3 separate regions of the Homo sapiens genome follow, and all the other regions are linked to region 2. Evidence: read pairs that join two places in POLR2A ChIA-PET (ENCODE). Cell type or tissue: MCF 10A. All regions are shown on one strand. Region 1 overlaps SLC22A23 (solute carrier family 22 member 23). Region 2 has its middle 44 kb from the start of SLC22A23. Region 3 overlaps SLC22A23 (solute carrier family 22 member 23).

What was found. Peaks named below come from ENCODE experiments on the same cell type or tissue, not always from the same donor. Only the 100,000 strongest peaks of a DNase experiment are listed, where the experiment ranks them.
Region 1: POLR2A ChIA-PET joins it to region 2 with 5 read pairs; 4 of 35 experiments call an interaction of 5 or more read pairs at or near these places.
Region 3: POLR2A ChIA-PET joins it to region 2 with 6 read pairs; 4 of 35 experiments call an interaction of 5 or more read pairs at or near these places.

Annotation. Positions count from the first base shown.
Region 1 is chr6:3,421,024-3,423,523 of GRCh38, forward strand. The region is part of intron 1 of SLC22A23 (solute carrier family 22 member 23); the gene reads right to left. Among named protein-coding and RNA genes, the nearest start is that of SLC22A23, 35 kb to the right of the region's middle. In MCF 10A, no CTCF peak of the experiment used is centred here; a DNase peak (open chromatin) is centred at 1,338.
Region 2 is chr6:3,499,654-3,502,153 of GRCh38, forward strand. No RefSeq gene overlaps it. Among named protein-coding and RNA genes, the nearest start is that of SLC22A23, 44 kb to the left of the region's middle. In MCF 10A, no CTCF peak of the experiment used is centred here; a DNase peak (open chromatin) is centred at 1,168.
Region 3 is chr6:3,425,465-3,427,964 of GRCh38, forward strand. All of the region lies in intron 1 of SLC22A23 (solute carrier family 22 member 23), which reads right to left. Among named protein-coding and RNA genes, the nearest start is that of SLC22A23, 30 kb to the right of the region's middle. RefSeq lists an enhancer at 2,061-2,500. In MCF 10A, no CTCF peak of the experiment used is centred here; no DNase peak of the experiment used is centred here.

The sequences.
Region 1 (2,500 bases), 79 kb before region 2:
CTGGAAGACAGAAGCTGCAGTGAGCAAGACTGCGCCACTGCACTCCAGCCTGGGTGACAGAATGAGACATTGTTTCAAAAAAAAAGAAAAAAGAAAAGGAAAAAAAAAGACAATATTTTGTTTTTCAAAAAGAAAATTTTAAAAAAATTTCTAAAGATGAAGGAGAAACAAAGAGGTACAAATCTGTACAAGGAGCATAAACTAGGCACTGTTTTTCTGGAAGACAATTTGGCAATATGCAGCACATTACTTTAAATGGGGTCTACTCTTTATCCCAGCAATTCCCTTTCTTGGAACTTTATCTCAAGTAAATTATCAGAGACACCCACAGAGGTCTCTATGCAATGATTTTCACTGTTTGTAACTTATCAGAGCAAAAGTTGAGAACCTGACTCAATGTCAATGATACCATAGTGCCATTAAAAATTTCGCTTTTGAAAATGAATGATCGAGGAAAATGCTCATGATATAATTGTATGAAAGCTTCAGAATGGAAAAACGGTGACTAGAAGAGATGTTTGTATATGCAGGAAAAGTTAAAAGAAAATATTCCAAAATATTTTAAAGTGACTATCTCTAAAGAGTAGAAATAAGACTGAGTTTTATTTTCAACTTTATACTTTTCTTGACTTTTCCAAACTTTCTACGATGAATCTATAAGCCCTCAAATGACAGAAAAAAAATGTAGGGAAAAATAATGTAAACTCCCACAGTGGTAGCGATGGTGGGGAGGCAAAGACAAAATCATTAAAAAACAAACCAACAAAGGAAAAACCTTTTCGCCTTCTCGGAAACACGTATTTTAAGACAATCCTATAAATCAGGCCTACAGGAAGCTTATTCTGAAAGTGACTGGGAACAAACCACGTCTTCACAGCCTGAAGGTTAAGCACGTTAATGCTCACTGACTAAAGCGAAAAGTGTTTTTTAGGGAAGTGAATGAAAATTTTCCCCCAAGTTTCATCTTTTGTAGTGGAGATCCCCATTTGAAATTGTTCTATCAGCAAACCACGAGGGTTTTACCAATCGCTGTGCACACTGTCTGTTTTAAAGCTGAGCAGTGTCAGTTGAGATAAAAGAAAATATTTCTGTTCAGCCCTACAAAGAGGATAGTACTGCTTAAAACTTCAAAAGCTTAAGTAAAACAAAGTTCCTGACTGGGTCGCAGGAATTTAGAGAAATGTAGGGTCAGCATTTTTCCCCCCTAAAACAGAGCTTCAGCAGCCTCTCATGAACCAGTGTTTTATATACCATGGACGTGCGGTGCTCTGCACTTCTTAACTGCAGACAATAGAAATGGCAAGAACACACACACAGAGTCCACCCTGGAAGATGAGTCACAGACGGACAAAAGAAACACCCTCCACAAGCCAGGCTGATGAAGCACATTAGCTACGATTAGTTTCTCAACATTTAGGGAGGCTATGCTACCTAAATGTGTTTTTCAGTATTTTAAATCTAACAGTTGACAGATTTTTTTTCCCCTAAAAGATTCCATCAAAACTCAAGATATACTGCATGACTTGAAAACCTCAAATTACTCTCTACTTTTTGCCTCTAAGCTCATCCTCCAATTTTAGGAGGTTTGCTGTCAACAGTAGCCAACACAACTGCCAATTAGAGTTGGCATTGGTGCAAGCTTCCTTGAATGACATAATGAACATCCTTGGGTACTCCGGGGAAATTTTTTCTCTTTTCAATTTTGTTTCTCTGTTCTTTAATGAATATTAATTGCTGCTCAAATTGCTCCTCATCTTTCCTTTTTTCTACCTTAGTGCTAAAATAATAACCATGGTACATTGAGGGGAATAGCCGGGGCAAAAATAGATTGCAAACCCTTCCTGCTGGATGGAAGATACACCCCAACTCTAGCAGACCTGCATTCTGAGCCTCTCTAAGGAAACCCACCCCAGAGCCACACCGTTAAAGCTGCTCATATTTCTTAAACTTCACGTAGTCCCATTTTAATGAGTAATGTAATTTCCGATTCATTCGAACCCTTAAGCAACAATTTTTTTTTTTGTCTTTTTTTCTTCAAATGACAACTCTACTGTCCGCTCCTCTTCTGCGCAGTGCAGCCTTCCCGGTGGGAGAGAAATAGAAACTGCTTCATTTACTGACACTGGGGCTTTCCTGGTTCTCACTGAATTTGATCATTTTTAAAGGGCTAGAGATGTAGAACTTGAAAAACAGAAAAAATTACCACCTGAACACATCCTCAGTGATGTGTAGGATTATCTCTGAGGGAAAAATACAATGAGTCACTTTTCTTTGTTTGTTTCTTTTACTTTTTCTTGAAGGAAATAGGGAGGTACATCTTTCTCAGCAGAGGTTTGCATTATTGAACGTTCTTATTCGTTTTGTACAGGGCCCCGATGGCATTTGGGGAAGCTGAATAGATACCCACAAAGCAGCAGAGATAATTAATAAGCAATGCCCTTTTAGCTACCAAAACCTTGAAGAGTCTTTCCAAATTCTGCACTGTGTATTTTATTAACGG
Region 2 (2,500 bases):
GGAGCAAGCCAGTCCACCATCAAGCACACACAAATCACACAGTCCACACATATAGAAAACATAGAAACACAAACATAGAAAGAAATTAGAGGTCAAGAGTAAACATTCTAGTCATTCTGATACTTTCTTGCACTGCAATGGGTCCAGGTGCAGGCCTCTCTATGGAGATCACTGTTTAAGATCAGTAATTAAAAACCACATGGCAATGCCTCTGTTAGGACACCCTTATGCACAGCAGAGGGCTTCTCTAGATGTTAAGCCGTTTGGACCCAAACACAGCTTCATAAAGTGGGCCTGCCAGGTGTTATCCCCATTTCTACATGAGGAAACTAAGGCTCAGAGAGGGTACGTTCCTAACGAGCCTGCAGCTTGAGTTCTGGTGTCTTCTTGGCCGCACACTATAGGGTTGCATGAATATTCTAGAAGTCTCTGCAAAAAAACTGTGGTCTTATATCTGGGTTTTAATAATTGCGTATATCTTTGATTCTCTTTCAACTCAAGGCTGAATGCTAAGTAAATAGGAAGAAAACTCTTTTGGAACTTCAGGTAAAATATTATCTAACGCTGTAATTCCATAACACTTCATATATTTGAAAGGCTGTGTGAAGGCAGCCTCTCCTAACTTCTTGATTTGCCTTTCCAATACTAACGAGCACATCAATGGAGGGAGGCAATTTCTGACTTCTGCCATAAAGCAGCCATGGTATCAACTTTCATTACTTCAAGGATGTCCAACCTTTTGGCTTCCCTGGGTCACACTGGAACAAGGAGAATTATCTTGGGCCACACACAAAATACACTAACACTAATGATAGTTGATGAACTAAAAAAAAAAAAAAGTTGCGAAAACATCTCGTAGTGTTTTAAGAAAGTTTACGAGTTTGTGTTGGACTGCATTCAAAGCTGTTCTGGGCTGCATGTGGCCGGTGGGCCATGGGTCAGACAAGCTTGCATTACTTTTCTCAATTCAGAGCTGTGAAAACATGTAAAATACAGAGCCTTAAAATTTTTTAAGTCATGTAAGCAAATTCTAAAATAGAAAACAGTAGAACAGGTTTGGTTCTGTGCTGGGTAGCCTGTTTCTAAACAGATCATGTGTTTTGAAAAAAAAAAATACTCCATAGAGATTTAAAAAAAACAAGTTGAAAGACACCCTGAGGGAACTCGGTGACTCAGACTGCAGACAAATAAATTACACCTTTGGTTCAGACTAATTCTGTGTGCGCTTCTAAAAAAAATATGCAAACAGATGTAAAGAGTTACTTAGGGTTTAATGGGTTTAATGTATTAATCACCATGTTGCAAAACCAGGATACTAAGCTAGCAAATTTAATTGTGGAAAGAGAATCCAATTGCAGTTTTCATTTATCAGGGAAATATTTACCTCCATTTCCATTGGATTTTTATTACACTAATGAATAGTTCTACTTCATTGAGACTTCTGTGTCACTAGAGAAATCAAAATGCTTAGTTTACTTTTCTTTTTTTTCTTTTTTTGAGACGGAGTCTCACTCTGTCGCCCAGGCTGGAGTGCAGAGGTGCGATCTCGGCTCACTGCAAGCTCCGCCTCCCGGGTTCACGCCATTCTCCTGCCTCGGCCTCCCGCGTAGCTGGGACTACAGGCGCCCGCCACCACGCCCGGCTAATTTTTTGTATTTTTAGTAGAGACGGGGTTTCACCGTGTTAGCCAGGATGGTCTCCATCTCCTGACCTCGTGATCCGCCCACCTTGGCCTCCCAAAGTGCTGGGATTACAGACGTGAGCCAACGTGCCCGGCCTACTTTTCACCATGGAATTGGAAAAGAAACATTTGGGAATCAGCTGGAAAAATGACAACTAGCCCAATGGGGAAAACCCACAGGGACTCAGCAGGTTTGTTCATGCTTCCTGTTTATGTGAAGGAGTCCCAGATCACCTCCAAAAGAAATCTGTTTTTAAAAAGGAAGGGGATCCAGTGGGGTATTCTCTGCCAGCCTCCAAAGTTATGGAGATGTGGTCAATGCCGATACAATATAAGCTTAGAATCACAGGGGCAGGAGAACAAGATCATTCTTAGTCAATTAAAAACGTATTCTCTAGATTACTAATCTTTGCTGGATTCCATGGAAGAAAACAATACTTTTCTGTGGCCTCAGAGAGCTTAGGTTTTCATCTGAGTTTACCTAGAAGATTCACCATCCTTGTAAGGGAACAGAAAGAGAGAAAGTAAAAAACAAAAGGATCTCAAGTCTGAGGTTTGACATGTGGTACTCACAGAACATTCCTTTCAGCAGCTGGTGGCCTATTCTTTCTATTGATTAAGAATGTGAAGTTTAAAAAAACAAAATATATCATTCCATTGTCCCCTGGCTTGCTAGTTTCTGATAAGCAGCCCCTTGCCTGAGACTTTGTTCCTCTGTTTAATTTTTTTTTTTATCCCCCTCTCTGTCTCTTTTTAACGATACTCTTCTTGTCACTGGTTTTCAGAAACTGGATTACAAAGTGCCCTGGTGAGGTTCTG
Region 3 (2,500 bases), 74 kb before region 2:
TAGTAGAGACGGGGTTTCACCGTGTTAGCCAGGATGGTCTCAATCTCCTGACCTCATGATCCGCCCACCTCGGCCTCCCAAAGCGCTGGGATTACAGGCATGAGTCACCGCACCCGGCCGAATAATTATCTCTTAATAGAACAAATCTATGACATTAAATTAAGCATTGTTCTAGGTGAAGAAAGGAAACTAAGATTCATTAAGTATCTACCCTGTGCTAGGGACTCTGCCAGCTGCTTTGACTAAGCACCCTGACAGCACAACAGGCCCATTGCATGGACATTATTACCAGTATGTCCATTTCACAGATGAAGAAACTGAGGCTGAGAAGTGATGCTAGTCCAAGATCAAGTGTCTCTTACATAAATTATAAATCTGTATCTGATTGAAACTCAGGTTCTTTCCCCCAGTAAACTCAAAGAAACAGCCCTAGTTCATACAAATAAATACAATTCTCTGGTTTATATTAATTTGTTACAGGTTATAGCATTTGTCTGGACAAATATTCAATACACTTTATGTGCATATAGAAGCAAAGTAGCATACTGAAAACAGGACAGGCTTCGGTGTTATTTCATTGTTACAGTGACTAAACAAATAATAATTTGTCAGGGGTCTGTGAATAGCAGATATTTGATACATGATGGCTGTTTAAGATACTAATATCACAGTATCTTTTTTAAATAGAATTTTTAGTACTGAAATGTTGAAAAAAGTTATGATCAACTCCCTATTTTAAAAACAAAGAAACTGAATAAGAGGTGAAGTGACTCATTCAGAATTAAAAAAGCTTATAGCCAAGTCAGACTTGAGCAGAGCCCAGGTTTCCTTGGGCTCAGCTGCTCCATACCAGACTGCCGTGGAAAATGTCATTTTCAGACAGGGTGACCTGATGCACAGGGACGCATGACTCTCCCAACAAATTTCACAAGTCAATTACTGCCAAGCCAGGACAACTGCTAATCTAATGGTCAGTGTGGTGGTACTACCTTCATTCTAGTCCCAAACTCTTACAACAGGAAGGATTAGGAAAAAAAAAAAATTAACATTTTAATTGAGACCTACTCTTAGGCTTCCTGCCAAATACTCATCTTTTTCTGTAACATATGAATCAGAGTACCTGAGATGGTAAACCAGTTTTTCTCCTGTTTCAACACTGGTGTAACCATCTTGAAGATGACATGATGCCTTTTTCTTTCTTTCTCTTTTTTTTTCTTGCTTTATTTAGCTCAAACTAGAAGCCAGTACAACCGTGGATCTAAATGATGACCTTTTCCATGAAAACAGCTAACACCAACCAGCTACAAACAAGGTACACAAAGCTGGAGGCTGCCCTGGGCCTACTCCACATCCCAAAGTTACTCAACTATAGTAGTTCTCAGCTGTAGTAGGTGTGACTGCTGCTACAGGACAGCATAATCCTTCAGGTTTTTACCCATTTGGACTTTGTCTTCATTGGGTTGGACTCTGGCTTACCACTGTCTCTGAGGAAGGGCATCGCATGGTAAGCGAGAGCCTGGTAGCATGGAATTCAGAGCCTAAAGTGGGGTCTGAGCCAGCTTGCGAATGTGCTGTCAAGCACAGCTGGGATGCAGGCTAAGAGCTCGGAGTTTGAGCCTGATAAGCCCCAGTTTTATTTCTAGTTTCGCCCCGCGGTCATCAGGGCAAGCTTTTTCACCGTGTGGGGGCTCAGTTTTAACATCTATGACGTAGGAGTCGCAAAACCTTCACCAGAGGGTTGTTACAAGAGTCAAAAATAACATCGGGAATGCGCCTGGTGCAGTAACCGGCACAAAGTGATTATTACTCATTAATTTTGTCTGTCAGTTAAGCAGGTCCTCGGGGGCTTATGTCTGTTGGTAAGTAACATTTTGGATCTGAGAGTAATAAAACTACTTCAAAAAGGGTTTTGATTACTTAGAGTCTGAGCTATTCATTTTAGCCTCACCCCTAACTGACCCAAATTAAGGGGTATTTTACTAGTTTTACATCCTGTCTGCATAGTCAGCACCAGATTAGAAAGTGGGCCAGACGAGGATGGAAGACGCCCTCCAGGGAGCAGCTGTGTTCATAGCTGGGAGATGCTGAAGGAGGAGCAGGTCCAGGTCTACCCGGGGCTCTACCGTGCTTTCAGGTCCTCCCACCACCTCTCAGGATGCCGTGCCCTTCACTTTGACCTCCTCAGCAGCATCCTGGGAACAGCAACAGCTTCGTTTCCAACACTTCCTGCAATCATTCCTTAAATATACTATTTTTCTGACCAAAAGAAAAAAAAAAGTAGGATGGTTCTCAAAAGCTGACAACACGATTACACCCAAGAGTGTGTTTTTATTTTCTTCCTTTGAACTAACTATTAATCTTCTAAAAACACCGTGCCAAACTGGCAGCATGACAGCAGAGTGTGACTGTGCAGGCTGGCTCCCGGCCCCCGCCCTCTGGTCGGGAGAGGAAGAAGGTCGGCTGCACCCGAGGTGGGGTGAGCCAGGAAGGCTCCCGACCT